2 separate regions of the Mus musculus genome follow, and region 1 is linked to region 2. Evidence: chromatin loops called from intact Hi-C (ENCODE). Cell type or tissue: heart. All regions are shown on one strand. Links, peaks and the distances in the headings refer to the core of each region. The heading gives the core; the rest is flanking DNA. Region 1 overlaps Ppp1r10 (protein phosphatase 1, regulatory subunit 10). Region 2 has its middle 5.6 kb from the start of H2-T3.

Evidence for each region. Hi-C counts contacts between places; a loop is a spot of excess contacts. Peaks named below come from ENCODE experiments on the same cell type or tissue, not always from the same donor. Only the 100,000 strongest peaks of a DNase experiment are listed, where the experiment ranks them.
Region 1: it touches region 2 in a loop (5-fold over the local background); 10 of 42 quality-filtered maps call a loop at or near these places.

Annotation. Positions count from the first base shown.
Region 1 is chr17:35,928,845-35,939,081 of GRCm38, forward strand. Ppp1r10 (protein phosphatase 1, regulatory subunit 10) reads left to right here. Exons shown (of 19, transcript NM_001163818.1): 13 at 1-54; 14 at 377-440; 15 at 548-742; 16 at 929-1,004; 17 at 1,207-1,320; 18 at 1,448-2,047; 19 at 2,305-3,439. The coding sequence ends at 2,414. It also overlaps the pseudogene Rbx1-ps. Among named protein-coding and RNA genes, the nearest start is that of Mir1894, 16 kb to the left of the region's middle. In heart, for the core only: a CTCF peak has its summit at 5,601; no DNase peak of the experiment used is centred there.
Region 2 is chr17:36,190,679-36,200,915 of GRCm38, forward strand. It overlaps the pseudogene Gm4246. Among named protein-coding and RNA genes, the nearest start is that of H2-T3, 5.6 kb to the left of the region's middle. In heart, for the core only: a CTCF peak has its summit at 3,076 (motif pointing left); no DNase peak of the experiment used is centred there; H3K27me3 peaks cover 5,735 bases.

The sequences.
Region 1 (10,237 bases), core at 662-8,661, 260 kb before region 2:
CCAGGCAGAGCGGGAGAAGGGCATCCTTCAGGAACTCTTCCTGAACAAGGAGAGGTGAGGAGAGGTGTGCAGTGCCTGTGTGGTGGGGAAACAGGAAAGCACCACAGAGAGCCTAGGGGGGCAGCCAGGCACAGTGTTGAATGCCTTTAATGCCAGCATTCCAGAGGCAGAGGCAGAGGCAGGCGAGTCTGTTGTGAGTTCAAAGCCAGCATGATCTACAAAGTAAGTTTCAGGACAGCCAGAATTGTAGACAGAGAAACCTGTGTCAAACAAAAAAAGAAAAAGAGAAAGAAAACACCATCTTGAGGGTACTAAATTAATGTGATTATGGTCCCCTGTTCTCTTCTTTCTCCTTCACCTGCGGTGTTTGCGACAGTCCACATGAACCTGATCCTGAGCCATATGAACCCATTCCCCCAAAACTCATCCCCTTGGATGAGGTAAGTGGCTGTCACACTGTTGTGGGTGGGAAGCAGTGGTGGGCGCTCATGGGAGGATGCTGCTGTGCTGTTTTCTACAACCCTGATTTGTACTCGTCCGTGCTTAGGAATGTGCCATGGATGAGACTCCATATGTCGAGACCCTGGAGCCTGGAGGGTCTGGTGGCTCACCTGATGGAGCAGGAGGCTCCAAGCTGCCTCCAGTTCTGGCCAATCTTATGGGAAGCATGGGAGCTGGAAAGAGCCCCCAGGGCCCTGGAGGAGGCGGCATCAATGTTCAGGAGATCCTCACTTCCATAATGGTACGTGACACTCCCCACATTCTCTTCAGTCTTGTTGGATTTCAATTTTGTGAGAGAGGCTCACTGTGTAGCCCAGGCTGGCCAGGGACATCCTGCACCCTGTGCCTGGCTTATCCCAGTTCCTGTCTTGCATTTACATGCTAAGTTGTTGCTGACTCTCTCACCTGTGGTTTCTCTTGCTCACAGGGCAGTCCAAACAGCCACCCTTCAGAGGAGCTGCTGAAGCAGCCTGACTACTCAGACAAGCTCAAGCAGATGCTGGGTAATCCTGGGAGCAGCCCCAGGGCTGGGGAGGATGCTGGGTAATCCTCAGAGCCAGCCACTGGGCAAGCCATGGGAGGGGACAACAGGAAAGAGCAGGGCTCTGCCATGTGGATCTGAGGATAGTTGGGCACACTAGTGGGAAGCCATGCAATACTTGTAGACTTTGCCTCCTGATTGGTTTACTCCTGTTTCATTTACAGTGCCTCATGGGCTCCTAGGTCCTGGTCCTGTGGCCAATGGCTTTCCACCAGGAGGCCCTGGGGGCCCGAAGGGTATGCAGCATTTCCCCCCTGGTCCTGGAGGGCCCATGCCAGGTACGTGAGAAGGAATGAGTGGGGTTATGGCTTCATTTCAGCCTGGCAACAGCTAGGACTCAGCTTAGGAAACAGCAGTGCTAGAGTATAACGGACAACTGACTTTTTTTTTCTTTTTCTCTAACAGGTCCCCATGGAGGCCCTGGTGGACCAGTGGGTCCACGTCTCTTAGGTCCCCCACCACCTTCTCGGGGAGGTGATCCATTCTGGGATGGCCCAGGTGATCCAATGCGAGGTGGCCCAATGCGTGGGGGTCCAGGACCTGCTCCCGGACCATACCACAGAGGCCGAGGGGGTCGAGGAGGAAATGAGCCACCGCCACCACCTCCATTCCGAGGAGCCAGAGGAGGTCGTTCCGGAGGAGGACCACCAAATGGCCGAGGGGGTCCTGGTGGAGGAGGCATGGTTGGAGGTGGTGGGCACCGCCCCCATGAAGGCCCTGGAGGGAGCATGGGCAGTGGACATCGTTCCCATGATGGCCCTGGAGGGAACATGGGCAGTGGACATCGTTCTCATGATGGCCCTGGAGGGAACATGGGTGGAAGTGGTGGACATCGTTCCCATGAAGGCCCTGGACACGGAGGACCCCATGGACACCGACCACATGATGTCCCTAGCCATCGAGGCCACGACCATCGAGGGCCACCACCTCATGAACACCGTGGTCATGATGGCCATGGGGGAGGCGGCCACCGAGGGCATGATGGAGGCCACAGTCATGGAGGAGGTGAGGACATGCCCGAGGTCCCACATGCAGGACCTCAACATATCTGTGGGGCAGAGGGGGGAGGTGCAAAGGACAAGTTGTGGCTCCATCTCCTTAAGGCTCTCTATATACAAGGAAGGCAGTAACCACCTCCATCTTCACATCAACCCCCCAATACTGTGTATCTCTGAACACTTGGCCCCATTGCTCTGGATTGGGGTACGATGGTGATGGTGATCTCTTAGGTGTTTGTAACCATTCTGCCATTGTTCCCACAGACATGTCAAACCGCCCTGTCTGCCGACACTTCATGATGAAGGGCAACTGCCGCTATGAGAACAACTGTGCCTTCTACCACCCAGGGGTCAATGGGCCCCCACTGCCCTAGCCTGCCTGCCCTACCCGCACCCCTGTGGACTGCAGCCTTGCTCCTTCCACTTGGTTATGGCTTCTGTGAGGCCCACTGTCCTTTTCCCCAGCTGATGAGGAGCCGGCCCCCTCAGTTCCCACCTGGTTGGGTTTCTGGGGGTTTCTGATTCCTGGTGTGCATTGATGTACATAGTCCCCTCCAGTCTGGAGAGGAGAGAGACTGGACACACTCTAGATGCTGGACTGCTGAGACGGCTGGCTTCACTCTGTGAGGAGATTTGCCCTGTGCCCCAAACCCTTTCCAGTATTAGCCCCGCTGCCTGAGAACCTAAAGCTGGTCACTCTGGAGACCTCTGCTCTCCACATGCACACAGAACTAAGTGGGTCAGCTGCACTTAGGAAACCATCTAAGCTAAGCTCATTATCCTCACAGGGCGAGGGGGTGGTGAGGGGTACCATCTATCCCACTGCACTGCACTGCACTGCACTGAGGGCTCAAGCTGGCTGAAGCTGAGTTCTGGAACCACCCCCACTTGTGCCCCACATGGGCCAGTCACTGTTGAGTCCTTTCTCAAGAAAGACTGCAACTGTTACTTCCCAGGTCATCGTGGGTCTGCTAGGTTCAGTGATGGCACGTTCACATCTGTATCCAAGGAAGTTGTTATCTGGCAGAGGGGCATCCTGTAGTGTTGGGCCACTCCTGCCTACAGCGGTATTAGAGACTCCGTGAGACCAGCTTTCATTAACTTTAGCCGGGTACAGCGGGCCTGAAACACTACATGCACTGCCTTTGGGAGTGGGCCTGCTCCTTCCTTACCCCATGAGGAGCCCTGTCTGAGGCTTCCTGGGCAGACTCAGCAGTAGGGGCCCTTCCCAGTCGTCTCCTCCCCTTGTCTTGGCATCAGTTGTTTTCTATGAAAACAGTGGGTTGGTTTTGTGAAGGGTCTTGGGTTAGAACCACAATGGATTTGAGGAGTTTTTCTTTTGGTTTTGTATATTTTGTACATTAATAATAAACAGTGGAAAGAGAAGCAGCTCATTTAACCCCTGGTATGTTTCACTTCTTTTAGTAAAAGAAAAGCTAGGGCTGTAGAGCCTGCTTGGTGGCTCTGCTGGTTGGAGCAGTTGCAGAGGCCTGGGGTTCAATTCCCAGACCTCAAGTGAGAACTCCAGTTCTCAGGACATTGTGTGCTGGCTAGCTCACAAGGGTCAGGGGCAAATAAATCCCTGTTTTGGCATGCCTATGTTTATGATCTGAGTTACAGTTTGTGAAACCTTTTTCTTCCAACTTTGAAGAAATACTGAAATGCACCCATCATTTGTACTATTCTTCACAAAGCAAACAGGGATCCCATCACCCAATGCATTGAAAGTCACAGTCTTATTATAAATTGACTCCCTTGTCCAAGGGGGTCCAAGAAGTTGAGTGTTATTACTGGTCACGAGAATCTCTGGTGTTGTCCACACTGCTGGATGGATCAGTGGCGGGTCAGGAACATAGGCCCAGTGGACTTCACTGTGTGCAGGGATCGTCACCATCAGTAGGGGAATCGGCAGGAGCATGGAGTTGTTCCATTTGTTATACCTGCCTTTCTGGCAACCAATGAGCCCCAAGTACAGGGTCAGGTCCATGCCATTTGCCTGTCATAGGATCCTTCCACTACACTAAAGCATACATAGTGGAAGTGTGAGGATGCCAAAATTGCTCAGCTGCTGAATGTCCATGCACATCCAAATTTAATTTTGTTTTTTGAGACAGGGTTTCTCTGTGTAGCTCTGGCTGTCCTGGAACTCACTCTGTAGACCAGGCTGGCCTCAAACTCAGAAATTCGCCTGCCTCTGCTTCCCGAGTTCTGGAATTAACAAATTTAAAAAATTTAAGATAAAAAACATGATTTAAAATGTTTTGTGGTTTGGGGGGTATAACTCCCCTATTTTTATTTTATGAAGATATTGTTTTAAAGTTCCATGGGCCCGTTCCACAATGCCTTGTCCTTGAGGATTGTAAAGAATCCCAGTAGTATGAGTAATGTTAATTTTTTTGTTGTTGTTTTTTTTGTTTTGTTTTGTTTTTCGAGGCAGGGTTCCTCTGTATAGCTCTGGCTGTCCTGAAACTCACTTTGTAGACCAGGCTGGCCTCGAACTCAGAAATCTGCCTGCCTCTGCCTCCCAAATGCTGGGATTAAAGGCGTGTGCCACCACTGCCCAGCTCCATTATCTGTTTTAATCTGACTGGAAACACCCAGTATAGAAAAACAACTGTTAAACCCGGCATAGTGGCACAATTATTCGTGTATTTCTTTGGAGATAAAGAAAGATGAATCCACATTAATGGTTCCTTTTGCTAAAGGTGAAGTCTTAGCCAATTAATATCTTCTAACATCATTTAGAGTAAAATTCAATTCTCTTTTCTTACTTGAATTTTCTGTGCTACAATTTGTTTAGGATATAACTTCTGTTCCAAATATTGAAAAAAGAATTTGCCTTTGAATCTTTTCTGGAGCAACAACTACTCCAAAATTTTAAAACTCATTGTATAAGAGCAAAGCCTTGTAGTAAAATTCCATCAGAGGGATCAGCTAATAAAACATCCATATAATCAATAATATACACTGGAAGATTCAAAATCCTAACTTCTTATTACAATATATATATGGTTATATATAGTACATAGTACTTGATAATTAATGAGTGGGTTCCTTGCTTACGTGCTATACGTTTTTAAAGATTTATTTGTTTGTTTGTTTGTTTATTATATGTGAGTACACTGTAGTTGTCTTCAGACACCCCAGAGAAGAGGGCATCAGATCTCATTACGGATGGTTGTGAGCCACCATGTGGTTGCTGGGATTTGAATTCAGGACCTTCAGAGGAGCAGTCAGTGCTCTTAACCACTGAGCCATCTCTCCAGCCCAAGTCCTAACTTTTTGTATTGAAGCAGTAATAAAAATTTTTATATAATGTAGGGCTATTAGCCATTCCTTGAGGCAAAACTTTGCAATGATATTGCTTAATGGGTTCTTTAAAATTACAAGCAAGCTCACTAAAAGCAAACCCTTTACATCATCAGGATGCACAGGAATAAAGAGCAATCCTCCCAATCCATCATAATTCTGTGTGGAGTAGGCAGGCCAGACTGCAATGCCCCTAACACTCACAAACCCTGCAACAATCCCCACCTGCCACATTTTCTTTTTTTAAGATTTTATTTATCACTATATCTAAGTGCACTGTAGCTGTCTTCAGATGCACCAGAAGAGGGCATCCGATCTTATTACAGATGGTTGTGAGCCACCCTATGGTTGCTGGGATTTGATTGAACTCAGGACCTTGGGAAGTGCAGTCAGTGCTCTCCAGCCCCAAATTTTTTTCTTCGTTACAAATATGTGTGAGTAAGAATCCTGAGCCTGTGCTCGAATTTTAAGTTTCTCTTGTAACACCAGAGCACAACCACAATTTGGGGAAGCAAAACCTAATTTTAATAGTGTAAATAATCTGTTTCTTTAAAATTAACACCAAAAGCATTACTTCCACATTACAAAGTGTTTAAGTGTCTCCCTACTTTTGAACTGCAGTGAGGGAGCCTGGGTCATTCTGAGACGGTGGCCCAGAGCACACAAGAACTTTGAAAAGCAAAGCTCAGCCTCCAACAACCCACTCTCTCCAAAATCACCAGGTGAAGCACCTCCATGTGACAATGTTTGGTGAAGCACCTCCATGCGACAACATTCCTGCACACGAACACAAGACGGTGCAGCCTCCAATACCTCCAAGAGACAGACACTGCCCAAAATCCTACCTTTTATAAGTCTGGTTTCTAGGATAAGAATTACATAGAGTATTATCCAATTTAGGCGTATTTTGGGGGGGTGGGGTGGGGTTTCAAGACAGGGTTTCTCTGTGTAGCCCTGGCTGTCCTGGAACTCACTCTGTAGACCAGGCTGGCCTTGAACTCAGAAATCCGCCTGCCTCTGCCTCCTGAGTGCTGGGATTAAAGGCTTGAGCCACCACGCCCGGTTTAGGCATATCTTTAGAGACCTGTTTCCCTGGGTTGGCTCATGACACCTGTTGTCTGAATTTCTCCAACCGGGTTACCAGTTTTAAGTCAACTTTCTGTTACCAATGTTTTTCCTTTCCTTTCCTTTCCCTTTCCCCTTCCCCTTCCCCTTCCCCTTCCCCTTCCCCTTCCCCTTCCGCTTTGCTTTGCTTTGCTTTTCTTTCCCCAACTTAAAGGCTTTATTTGACACAAAATACAATATGGCTGCGGGAACACCAAATTCCAAAAACAAAGGAACGAAAAAGGACCATGGTTCTATCTAATGTATAATTAACAGGAAGTCACTAGACGAGTAACAGATGGGTACGCCTTGCAGGAGAGTCTTTCCTAATGCCCATACTTCTGGAACTCCCACTCTCTGTTGTCCAACGGACACACCTGCCTCTTTTTGAGCCATCGAGAGATGCAGTGGAAATGAAAAGCATGGTTGCAGACTCCCCATGCAACCGTACACTCTTCGGAAGTAGCTGACGCCTGGTTGGCCTGACATTCGATACAAAGATCCATAATGTGGTTCCTGCAGATGGCACAGTTATCAACCACAATGTTCCAGGCCCAGAGGGCCACAGCATTCCACTTTTTAACTTCAAAGCGCTTCTTGCCCGCGCCGCTGTTGGTGCCGCTGGGGGTATCCACATCCATCGCCGCCGCCATTTTGGAAACACACAGTCTGTCGTGTGACCACTGCGCCTGCGCACCAGCTCACTTTGTTACAAATTTCTAATCATACTCAATAACTTATAAGCCAATAATCTATAATCAAGACATGTAGAACATATTTATATTTTAAAACCGGTCAGAAACAAAAATGAAATGGCTACATACATTTACTTATTTAAACCAGATAAAATCCTTAATTTTTCTAGCTGTAATTTCAGGAGAGGAGCACCTTGACACCTGTTGAAACCAATAATTAGTCACAATAATAGCCACAGATTATTCCAGTTTCCTTACCATAGAACCTGAGAGGCTGCTGGCCCCTTTAAGACCAGCTTTTCAGAGAAGCCCCTGGCAGGGCTTCTCCAGCTGTGCAAGACTCCTAACTACAGGTGCAGGGCTCCAAAAGGCAACTGAGACTGTTTTGGTTTTTTGTTTTTTGTTTTTTTGTTTTTTTCTCTTTCTTTTTGAAGTGAATTAAAACTAACTCAAGGGCTGAATAGACAGCAGATAAAGTTTTAACCATTTTTTCTTTTGAACATGAAACACGGAACAACAAACAATCAAGCCATAAAAGGAAAACAGATTTAACATAAAACAGTCAGTTTGGATGGACTGGCACGCCAAGGACAGACAATAGACAGAGAGGGAAGAGAATTAGATGTCCTAAATGGACCCAGATGTCCTACCTAAGAGACCCAGAACCAAGCATTCCTCCGGTAGGAGCCAGAGAGGGGGCAGGAGGTCTCCCGACCTCCTCTTGTCCCTCGAAGAGTTCTGAAACAGCTTACGTTCATTTTCCTTCTCTTTTGCCAAATCGTCCCCAGATAGTCGGAGAGGACTGCTTTTCTCAAACCCGGTCTCAGGGGGCAGGAGGTCTCCCGACCTCCTCTTGTCCCTCGAAGAGTTCTGAAACAGCTTACGTTCATTTTCCTTCTCTTTTGCCAAATCGTCCCCAGATAGTCGGAGAGGACTGCTTTTCTCAAACCCGGTCTCTCGTGTCTCAGGTGTAAACTAGCTCTAGTCAGGGTCCAAAGGCTGAAAGCACCTATAAGAATTACCTTCTCTTCTCTAGATTTTAGCATAGCTCTAAACACATACACAAATCACATTTTTAAAATTAATTTATTTAATATATGTAAGTACACTGTAGCTGTCTTCAGACAGCCCCAGAAGAGGGCGTCTGATTTAATTACAGATGGTTGTGAGCCACCATGTGGTTGCTGGGTTTGAACTCAGGACCTCTGGAAGAGCAGTCGGAGCTCTTAACCACTGAGCCATCTCTCCAGTCCCACAAAACATATTTTACCTTTACTCTGGCCTTCTACAAGGTTTATTCACCGCTGGCCCAAATCCTCTTTACTTTCTTTGGCACGTGCTTCCAGTTTCTGCGATGTCCATCACTGTATCCCGCTTACTGGAGCTCCAACGTTGGGGAGCCACCTGACCAAGCTCGCTCAGTCAGTCAACAGGTTCTCTACTGCAGGAGTGAGGATTAAAAAGAAAAAAGACAGACAACATTGTCGCATGACCTCAGTCCATTCTGAGACTGAAGGCAAATTTAATTTTCCCAATCTGCTTTTTATGCCATTTTAATTACATGCAAGTATTAAAGGCGAGCAGTACAAAAGGAACTAACAACAACAATAGTCAAGGAACAAGCAAGACAATAAGCACAAAGCCCCATGATCACTCCGGTGATGCTGTTTCTAAGGATGATCAAGATATCTGAGCCTACTTCTTTGTTCTACCCTAAAAACAGATTCTTACTTCCTTGTCCTTGGCCAATGTCATACTCCTGCCAAGCGGCACCCCAAAAGGTTTTCCACAAACTAAGATGGAAGCAGCTAGGGGATGATGGCCCTGACTGGGTGAAGTTCACCAGAACCATCTAAGGGGTTTGCAGGTATCTTGACATTGTTATTCCTAATAGTGACCACATGGGGGCAGCAACCATCCAGCCCTCACAAACACACAGGCCCACCTTGTGGGAGACCAAACTGCCTGTGGTCACAGCTTTCCTTAACTTCTTCAAGACTCCCATCACTTCAACTTTTTTCTTGTCTCCAACAAGCAGAAGACCCTTTACAGAGAGCTCAATGTTTTCCCTATGTTTTAACTTTTGAGGAAGCTCAGAGTTGAGTGCCTGCTTCTCTTTCACAGGACTAGATCAGTTCTCAGCACCCATATTAGATGGCTCACAGCTATAGAGAATCTGAAGCCCTCTTTGGCCTTTGCACCTTCCCCCCGTGTGCATACATACAGATACATAAACAAAAATGGGAATTAAAAAAATATATATTTTATTTATTTATTTATTTATTTAGGTTTTTTGAGACAGGGTTTCTCTGTATAGCCCTGGCTGTCCTGGAACTCACTTTGTAGACCAGGCTGGCCTCAAACTCAGAAATCCTCCTGCCTCTGCCTCCCAAGTGCTGGGACTAAAGGTAAAGATTTATTTATCATTATTTTACATTAAGTGCACTGTAGCTGTCTTCAGACACCACAGAAAAGGGCATTAGATCTCACTAAGGGTGGTTGTGAGCCATCATGTGGTTGATGGGATTTGAACTCAGGACCTTCAGAAGAGCAGTCAGTGCTCTTACCCTCTGAGCCATCTTGCCAGCACCCAAAATGAGAAATTTTTAAATTAAAAAAAGCTGGGTAGTTGGGCAGTGGTGGCACATGTCCTGGAACCAGCACCATCTCTGGTTCCAGGGATTCCACCTTCTTCTGGTCTCACTGGGCACCCAACTGGTGCAGAACTATGTATGTAGGTAAAATACCCATATAGAAAATAAAATGGAGCCGGTCAGTGGTGGTGCATGCCTTTAATCCCAGCACTTGGGAGGCAGAGGCAGGCAGATTTCTGAGTTGGAGGCCAGCCAGGGCTACACAGAGAAACCCTGTCTCAAAAAACCAAAAATAAATAAATAAAATGAAAAAAATTTGGTGGATTTTGTTATCTATTTGTTTATTAAGATCTCTCTATGTGACCCTGAATGTTCTGGAGCTCACTATACAGACCAGACTGGCCTCAAGCCTACAGAGATCCTATCTCTGTCCCCTCCCCAGTGCTGGATTAAAGGTGTTGTCAATCATACTCAGACTAAATTGAAATTAAAAAA
Region 2 (10,237 bases), core at 61-8,060:
GCAACCCTATAGGTGGAACAATATGAACTAATCAGTACCCCCAGAACTCATGTCTCTAGCTGCATATGTAGCAGAAGATGGCCTAGTCAGCCATCATTGGGAAGAGAGGCCCCTTGGTCTAGCAAAATTTATATGCCCCAGTACAGGGGAAAGCCAGGGCCAAGAAGTGGGAGTGAGTGGGTAGGGGAGCAGGGCGAGGGGAGGGTAGAGGGGACTTTTGGGATAGCATTTGAAATGTAAAGGAAGAAAATATCTAATTGAAAAAATATGTTTAAAAAAAAAAAAAAGCAGGAGGCTTTGACCAGCAAGCACCACACTTTTTCCCACAAGCAGAGACTAGGAGTCTGTGTTCACCTGTAGTGGTTTAGGGTTAGCTCACACTGCCAAGCCAGACTGCTCAGGAATCTGTGTTCTAAATACATAAACAAACAAACAAACAACAACAACAACAAAATACAGGTCCAAACTGCCTTGTGCTAGTTCTACAGAGGGTCCTAAAAGTCTCCCGTCAGGTTCCACCTGCACTGGGGAAATGACAGTCTTGCTCAGCAGCACCAGACTGTCAGCTTCTTCATATTTCCTTCATGCTGCATCATCCTCCCTTGTTAGCATAACTTCTCTTCAACCTCTCAGGGGCCTTGTTACTGTGTGCATCCCATGCCTGCATTGTCTTCTGAGAAATGGGAAGATGTTTTCATCATTGTCCTGATCTCTAAGTTCCCCAGAATAGCCAAATACTCCAATATTTCTTCTGAGGTCTTTTAACACTAAAGGCCATTCATCCAGAACTCTAACAGTCTTCTTCTTCTTATATAAGTGCATGGACATTCATACAAGCACAGGCACAGACACACATTCACACACACACATATTCACAAATACACACACACTCACACACATTTATACACATTTACATACACACACTCACATACACACATTCACAAACACATTCACAACTCACTCAAGAACATTCACACACACAACACACACACTCACACACACACTCACTCACAAACACACTCACACACAAACTTACATGATCACTAACCCGTACTCACATACTTTCACACACATAATCACAAACACCAACTGACGTACATTCACACACACTCACACAATCACAAACACAAACTCTCTCACACACACAAACTCACACACACATTCATACACTCACTCACATACACACTCATATACAAACTCACACACTCATACAATAACAAACACACACTCACACATATCAAAACACAAGCACACACACACACACACACACACACACACACACACACACACACGCTATCAACATAGCCAGTTGCTCTCCTTTTCTAGCCTTCCTGCTTCCTTTTGTCTTTGAGTCTGTGAACATGGCTTTTTCTTTCCCCCTCTGGGCTCTCCATCCTAGGTCAGATAATGGCTTCAGCTGCTGCTCAGTTTGATTCTCCTTTTCCTGGATGGATTTGTCTATTGCCTCCAATGCACTCAGAAAACTCTCTGACCCTCTCCAGGCATCCCTGTGCTTCCCATCAATGCATAGATGTCTGAGGCCAGCCTGTCTGGGATTCTCCCTCAGAACCCATATCCACATCTGGAGTCAACTCCCTCCTTTAGATTCTGGTTTCTGACTCACTGCACAGATTTCTATGCACACTCAAGACCTCAGACCTCAGAGTACTGCTTTGAAATGCTAAGGAGAGCATTGAGACATCTCCTGGGGAGTTGGGATGCACACCCAGGCAATGTGGGGTGGCATTCCTGACAAGTGCAGGAAGCAGCAGTGTTGACCCACATGAAGGTCAGGGCTCAGGTGACTAAGGTCTCAGGCACTGTCTGCTTCTTTCCCTGACTGTCTGCAAAGGTGGGAAATGGCTATAACCGTGCTCCCACACCAGCCCTTATTTGTACAATCAGCAGACCTGCCAAGCAGGAAGTCACTGTAGTCACACTAACAGGGCACCATTCACTCCCAGGCCTCCAGGTAGCTCAGGGCAGCAGTATGGTCCACAGCCTCCAGAGTAAGCTGTGGCTTCACCCTGGAAACTGGGGTCATCGAGAGCTGGGAGTCAGATGAGCAGAGGCACCCAGAGGACAGCCAGGATGAAGAGGAGGGCAAGTCCTCTCTGCTTTCAACTTTGATGTCAGCTTCTGAGTTCTTTTCCTCTTCTGGGACAGCTACAGGTATCAGAAACTCCTGGGCTCCTGGGTATGCAGAGCCAGCTCCTGCAGCTGGGTACCCTGGTGAGACCGAGGCATCCTGCAGACCTCAAAAGCACAAGGTGGACTGTTCATGGACATTTGCAGGCTGGAGGCTTTCTTGAATCTGTGTAGGAGCAAAATGTGTCTGCAGTGCTGGCAGGGAGGCTTGGGCATATCTCTTTTCACTTGGTGAAATTGCAGGGACCCAGGGCTTGAGAGCCAGCAAGGGTGAGCTAGTACAGGTTCTGACCAGATGAACAGACCGAGGTAACCGAGGTCTACAGCAAACTGAATCCAAGGAACTGGGAGAAGTGTCCTCTGGTTATGCAAACCAGGCAGTAGGAGACCCTCAGGTCCTCTAGACTGTACTTGTGGCTGTTTTGAAGTCCTTCTTGTAGCTGGCAGTGCTAAGTGGTCTTGGTCCTCTCTGGCCAGGAGGTGCTGGTTCAGAAGATGTAGGGCAACCTGAAGCCCATCAGCAGGTGTGGTTCTCAGGGCCTTGAGTAACTGCCTTGACAGCTCCTGCATCTGGTATGTAAGGTGGCAGTTGAGGCATCAGATGCAGGTGGTATCTGCCCAAACACCCTGGGAGACTGAGTTATAAGTCCTCAAGAGAGAGGAAGAGCAGGATGCCAGTGACTTTGATGGCTCTATCTGATTACTCTCTGCTGCCTTTATGGTGGGTTATCGCTGCACTGAGAAGGCACAGAACTCCAGAGCATTTGAGACAAAGCTTGTCTCTGTCCAATTCAACCTCAGAGCTCTGTGGGCTGCTCTGACTGCATCAAATATCTCCATTTCAGGGTGGCTGGTTGGCCTGCCAGGGCTGCACCAAGCTCACCTCCTAGTGAGTTCACAAACTCAGAGCTCACAGCGCCACCTGCTGGTGCTTCTGTTTGCTTGCGGATCTCATTCTCTCCAGAGCACATGCACCCAGTTTATCTTTCCTCCATGGCTTCATGGTGGATCACTAAAACAGAGTCTTCCTCTAGGGATCCGAATCTGGGGCCTGCAGGTCTAAGTGTCTAGTGCCGGGACATGCCATGCCAGCTGCCTCCCCATGCTTTGCTCAGTGTGTCGCAACCCTAGGAGGCAAGTGCAGCCTCTGTGAGTCACCAAGAGCCTCAGTGAATTTGAGAACTTGTAGGAAGGAAGGCACTGGACCCAAGATGGTCCCCTCTCTGCACTGAGCCTCCGACACCTGCCGGTTTCTTGTCTGTCTGTGTGTCTGTCTTGTCTAAATATTTAAGACAGGGTTTTTCTTTTCTTTTCTCTTCTTTTCTTTTCTTTTCCTTTCTTTTCTTTTCTTAATATAAAACTTTATTTTCACTGATAATGTCACTGTAACATAATTTCATAGCAGACCTGTGCAAAAGATCCCACATCACCAATGTCTCCAAGAGATTTCACACACTTCTGGGCAGGACAGAAAGCTCTGCCCCCGTGTTGACAGTCAACATTTTACCCCTTTATCTATGAGTACAGAAAGGCAAGGCATCATAACTCCAGAATGAAGCTGACTGAAGGCATCCTTAGCTGAGGTCGGATGCTTGCCAGCTCTGAATGGCCACCACAGCAACAGCACATGTTTGCCTCTGTGTGCTCAGGATGGGTCTTTGAAAAATGTCCGACTATGTAAATATGCTGCACTTATCTCTTCAACATTGCAATGTGGAGGTCTGGAGAGCTTCAAGTCTTCACGAGCCCACATGGGGTTAGGGCTGTTATGGATGAGGTGAACTCAACAGACTAATTCCAGCTTTGGCAACCATCAGCAAACTGGTTTCTGCGATTAACCCTGCAGGCATAAATTTCCCAGAGTTGTAGACTCTCATCCCCATAATGCCGGCCAAGGTCCCAGATGTAGCTAGGAAAACCCACACATTCCTGGGATCCTGAGACAGCTGGTAGGCACCCAGGCCTGCTAGGCCCCCAAAGAAGAGAGTCCAGCAGCCAGGGATGGCACACTACCTGCTTTCGCATAGCCAATAATCCCACCGGTAGCAACCAGGGCTGCAGAGCTGAAACCAAAATAAAGTAAAGGCACCAATGGGCCACTGTCCTTCTGCATTTTTCAGTCCCTATGGAGACCACACCAGGGCTGCACCTCCACTCTTCTTAGCATCTCTGAGGAGCATGGTAAATGTTGCTTTCTCTCCAAGGTCCCCCATACTCAGTTTGCAAACTTTTAGAAAACCTTGCACCAAACCCTCGGCTCCTGTTAGGCTGGAGCAAGGGACCAGAAAATGTCCAGGAACCCAAGTCGCAACTGCACTACATCCCTACAAAGTGACTCCTGCTCTCTTACTCAAAAGCCCTCCGTGGCGCAGAAGCATGCACACGCACTTAGGTTTCTAGTCCCAGAACCGCAGTTAGAGAACATTTTAGAGAGGCAGGAGCAGGCCAGGGAAGCAAGCTCAGCAGAGTGTGCCCAGGAAAGCCCCACATGCCTGTGCGTGCAGAACAATCCCCTGGTGGAAGAGTAGGCAAAGTAAGAATACAACCAACCAACACCAGAGCCAAGCCCAGAGGCCTGTGCTGGAGGACAAGGGTGTAAGCAGACCGCAAGAAGCCAAGGTCAGGAGCCAAGGGTGTCAAGACAGGGTTTCTTTGTGTCCTGGCTGTCCTGGATCTCACTTTGTAGACCAGGCTGGCCTCAAACTCAGAGAGTTCTGCTTACCTCTGCCTTCCAAGTGCTACGACTAAAGGCATGAGTCACCACTACCTGTCACCTCCTGGGTCTCTGATCACCCTCTGGTTGACCATTCTCTTCCTGCAGTGAATACATCAGGAGCTGGTGTCTTTGCATGGGCTGACTGGAGTGACAAAGAGGCTCTGGATTTGGTGTGCTCTGTTGGAAGAGAGTAAGCTCTTTGATGAGGCTCTCTGCTCTGAACACATCTTTTGTTTTGTTTTGTTTAGAGCCAGTTTTTCTAGGTGTAGCCATCACTGATTATCCTGGACTTACTTTGTTGACCAGGCTGGCCTTGAACTCACAGTTCTGCCTCTGTATCCTGAGTCCCTGGATCAAAGATGTGCACAGACATACCAGGCTTTCAAGTTCTTTTTTTAGCTGTTGCATGAAAGAGAGTTGTCCATATTTATGGGCTTTCCTGTGATATTTGCACATCTGTATTCATATTTGAAAGTGATCCTGTGATAGTTCCAACCTGTATACATATCTGTGGGCTTTCCTGTGATATCTCCACACCTGTATACATATCTGTGGGCTACCCTGTGATATCTCCAACCTGTATAATTATCTGTGGGCTAACCTGTGATATCTCCACACCTGTATACATATCTGTGGGCTTTCCTGTGATATCTCCACACCTGTATACATATCTGTGGGCTTTCCTGTGATATCTCCACACCTGTATACATATCTGTGGGCTGCCCTGTGATACTTCCACACCTGTATACATATCTGTGGGCTGCCCTGTGATATCTCCAACACTTGTGTACACGGTATAAGGTCTGAATGGGAATCCTATACATCTCCTCCCAGGTGTGATTTCTGCAGTGAAGACATTTAGAGTCTTGGCTTCCAGCTTTCTGAAAGCTACAGCCTGTTTTGGTTTCCTCGTTGCCCTACTGTCTTAGTCAGGGTCTCTATTCCTGCACAAACATCATGACCAGGAAGCAAGCTGGGGAGGAAGGGGTTTATTGGGCTTACACTTCCATACTGCTGTTCATCACCAAGGAAGTCAGGACTGGAACTCAAGCAGGTCAGGAAGCAGGAGCTGATGCAGAGGCCATGGAGGGATGCTCTTTACTGGCTTACTCATCCTGCTCTCTTAAGAACCAAGACTACCAGCCCAGAGATGGTCCCACCCACAGGGGCCTTTCCCCCTTGATCACTAATTGGGAAAATGCCTTACAGCTGGATCTCATGGAGGCATTTCCTCAACTGAAGCTCCTTTCTCTGTGATAACTCCAGCTGTGTCAGGTTGACACAAAACTAGCCAGTACACCTACCTTGCAGCTGCCCATTAATTACCCCTCCGTCCTAACTGTAGCCCCTTCTCAGCCACCCTCACCCTGACAGTCCCCTCCTGACATGTCAATGTGTACTACTCAGGTCACTTCAGAAGCCTCAGAGAAGTGGAGCTGTGGAGACCTCTGCAAATTATTGCAGTTCCGTGGTTTTTTTTTTTTTTTTTTTTTGTTTTGTTTTTTTTGCGTTTTGTTTTCTATTGTTGTTGTTGTTTGGGAGTTTTTGTTTTTGTTTTGTTTGTTGTTTTTTGCTTTTTGTTTGTTTCCTTGAAACAGAATCTTTCGATGTAGCTCTGGTTGCCCTTGAATTCACTATGCCCATACTGGGCTAGACATTAGAGAATCATTTTCCTCTGTCTCCCAATCCTGGGATTAATCCTGGGGTGTGCAGTGGCTTTTCTTACAACTTTCCTCCCACAGCAGCAGGCAGAGCCTCCTTTCCCACCCACCTTAGACAGTGTCCCTGGATCCCGAGCTCCAGGCTTTCACACACTGGGACCCCAAAGAAGAAATATACCAGCAGTCTCTGAATAGGACCAGGCTTAGTCCTGCACATGAAAAAGCCCACAAACAACTGGGCCCCAGCTTGGCCTGGAGCTGTTCACTTTCAGACACTGAGGGCTTCTTTTTCCTTGGGACTGAGCCAGAGGCTGAGGGCAGAGTGAGAAGCTGCCCTTGAGACCTGTGCCCCTCAGTTCCTCCTTCCTATGCTCCAAGTGTCTGAGGAGTGATTCCATGCACTGGCTCTTCAGGTAGGTCCTGTATCTTTCTGCCTCACCAGCCTCCACCAACTTTCTCTGGATGATGAGTACTGCCATCCAGGATGAGTGTTGTGTCCATCGCTGTCCTTGTTTTCAGATCGTTGTTCAGTGTGATGTAATTGTGGCAATCCTAGGCAAACTGCTCATACCTGCAAAGGAGGTGCCTGTTCCAATCCACATCACAGCCAGACTTAGCTTGGATGTTGTGAGAGCTTGGCTAGGTCCTCAAAGTTCAACCTCAATCAGCAGCCCCACCCTCCCGTGTCCTTCCTTAAAATAAATGGGAGACCCCTCATGGTTTCCGTTTCTGCAGAACCTTAGAACCCTTGGGGACTTGGCTTCTGACTCGCAGAAACTTAGCCTCTTCACTTTGTATGTAGTAGCCAAACAGAGCCTGAAGGTTCCCTGGCTGTCCTCAGCCCTCTTTGCATATCTATCTCTCAACAATCCGGGCCCACCTGTTCCCTTCACCATGCACGCAGCTCATATCTCAGAGTATCCATGTCCTAGCCGTCCATGTAGCAGATTTTCTTATAGCTGACTACTCTATATACCAGGGATCCCTGAGGCCTGGCCTGGCCATCTCAGTGTGGAAATACCTCAGGGAGTGTGAGCCTGGGGGATGCAAGGTGACACTCAGAACTCCTCCTAGGACCCTTGGTGGGTGAGCATGCTGAGAGGGGAGGAGGGTGAGGGGCTCAGGACACAGGTGGAGAGGGGGCAGAAGGTCTGGAGGGTGAAGCAGGGACTCTGCTTCCCTGGTGCTGCCTTGGACCCTCCCCACAGAGGCCATTTCCCTGTCAACCCAGCACTCACCCACATGGTCTGGGTCTGAGCCAGGATGGCAGCCAGGAGCAGGAGCAGCATGCAGGGCGCCATCGCCCCCTTGTGGGAGCCGGGGCGCATCTGAGTCTGGCGGGCTGCATGGAGTGTATAACCTGTGACCACAGCAAGGTTGGTTGGTTCCCCATGATCACACTACCATTTTGGGGCAAGACCTGCCAGCACTATATCAGCATCTGGGCAGAAGGACCTGACACAGGGTAGGATCAGAAGTGAAACTGGGGAGATGGGGAATCCCCAACCCTGGGCTTCCCCACCCCTGACCTCACCTGGGGACTAAAATTTGCCCTAACACTTAAAATTGAAATACCATGATAAGAATATAAGAATGTTGCCTTAGAGTATCTTAGGGAAGATTGGAGATAGGACAATTCTCTTCTATGAAAGCTGTGGCTTTCCGAGTACTTGGAACTCCCCAGGAAGATTGTTGGAGAACTGCTCTTCTCAGTTATCTGCTGCACTGAAGCAAAGCAGCCAAGCTCAGCATCTGGAGACAGCACAGCACTGATACTTCCCAGTGTGTGACATCAAGAGTCCCTGGTGACCCTGGCTCAGGAGCTCTCTCAGGTCCTGTTTTCTTCTTGCTGTGTTTTTTCAAGGCTTCACTAGAGCTGGGGTCACATGAGATAAGGTTTCCTCATGTGGCAGCTGGAAAGGCCTCAGGTTATTGCTCTCTGTCCCCAGCAGTCCTCTGTCCCTATTTACCTAGATGTCTCTCTTGAGACTGCTCTAGCTAGACATAGCAGCTTACTTCCTTAAAGCCAACCTTTAGAGGGAGAGAGGGAGAGAAGGAAAGGGAAAGGGAGAGGGAGAGGGAGAGGGAGAGGGAGAGGGAGAGGGAGAGGGAGAGGGAGAGGGAGAGGGAGAGGGAGAGGGAGAGGGAGAGAGAGAGAGAGAGAGAGAGAGAAGACAAAGTAGAATAGGAAGAAGGGAGAGATATAGAATAACTATGTGTAAAATGCTAATTATCCAGTCCCAGATCACAGTCCATCACTCCAGTTTCCTCCATCAGGGGAAGGGAGTGAGCAGGCCCTGAACACCCAAGAGGTTGGAGGTAGCAGAGTCTGAAACCTGTGAAAGCCCATTGTAGAGAAAATTCAATTCAGAACATGGCTGCTCTGGCAGGAGATCATATCCAAAGACCTTCTAAGTCTGTTAGATCCTTCAGGAATAAAAACATGCTTTCAATTCCAAGAGACAGAGGCAAGCAGATCTCTGAGTTTAAGGCCAGCTGGTATAGAGCAAGTTTCAGGTAAAGAAAAGCCTAGATCCAAGGCATTATGGAACACATCTTTCATCCTACAGAATGGAGGTGGAGTGAGGTTGTAGAACGAAGCACTCCTGTTTGCAAGTGATGTGTAATAGAGTGGCAGAAAAGGTGACAAACTGGAGAGAGATCTGACTGAATAGGATCTGCCCAACTCTCAGGGGAAGAGAGAATAAAGGGAAGCTACTTAAGGGGGAGTCAGACAGTACAGGAGGAGGAGAGGGCAGTACAGGATACAGTGGTGTTCCTGGAGAGCAGGGCAGTAGAGTTGAGAGGGAGACTGGAGCAGCACAGAGAGGGAGAAGGAGGCAGTGTTACCAGGAGAATTCTACAGAGTCAGATTGGAGAGAGAACAAGCTAGACACAGGGAAAGCCAGCAAGAGCAAGAGAATCAGAAGGAGTCAGAAGATTAGAAAAGATGGCCAGGGTTCGTGTTAGCCAAGCAGCGCAATTCAGAAGCTGAGAGAAAATCCAGATTGAGTACTTCATCTGGGAGAGGAGTTTTGAGCTTGAACAGCTGAGTTGATCCAGCCAGGTAGAGTTCAGAAAGAGCCAGCAATAGTGAGTTAGTCTCAGAGGCTGAAAACATTCTAAGCCTAGATTGGGTTACATGGAGGCCAGAGGTTTACACGACTAGCCCTATTTTAGCAGATTGAGGAAGTAAGTCTCCCAGACAACAATTACAACAAGACAATAAAAGATACTTTTACAACCCACTCTAGATACAATGTTTCTTCAGCATCCTGTGAGTTAGATGGATATTTAGAGATCTTCTTTTTGTAAGGATTTTTTTTTAAAAAAGGTAACTTCTAATACAACAAAAGATGATACAGGTTCCTCAGGTTTTCTCAAAAGGATCTTCAAAATGAGGTTCCCCCCACCCACCAGACAGGGTTTCTCTGTATAGCCCTGGCTGTCCTGGAACTCACTCTGTAGACCAGGCTGGCCTCAAATTCAGAAGTCTGCCTGCCTCTGCCTCTGAAGTGCTGGGATTAAAGGCTTTTATTTATTTATTTATTTAATGAGTACACTGTAGCTGTCTTCAGACTCACCAGCAGAAGGCACCTGATCCTATTACAGATGGGTGTGGGCCAGGAAGGGGTTGCTGAGAATTGAACTCAGGACCTCTGGAAGAGTAGCCAGTGCTATTAACCTCTTAACCACTGAGCCATCTCTCAAC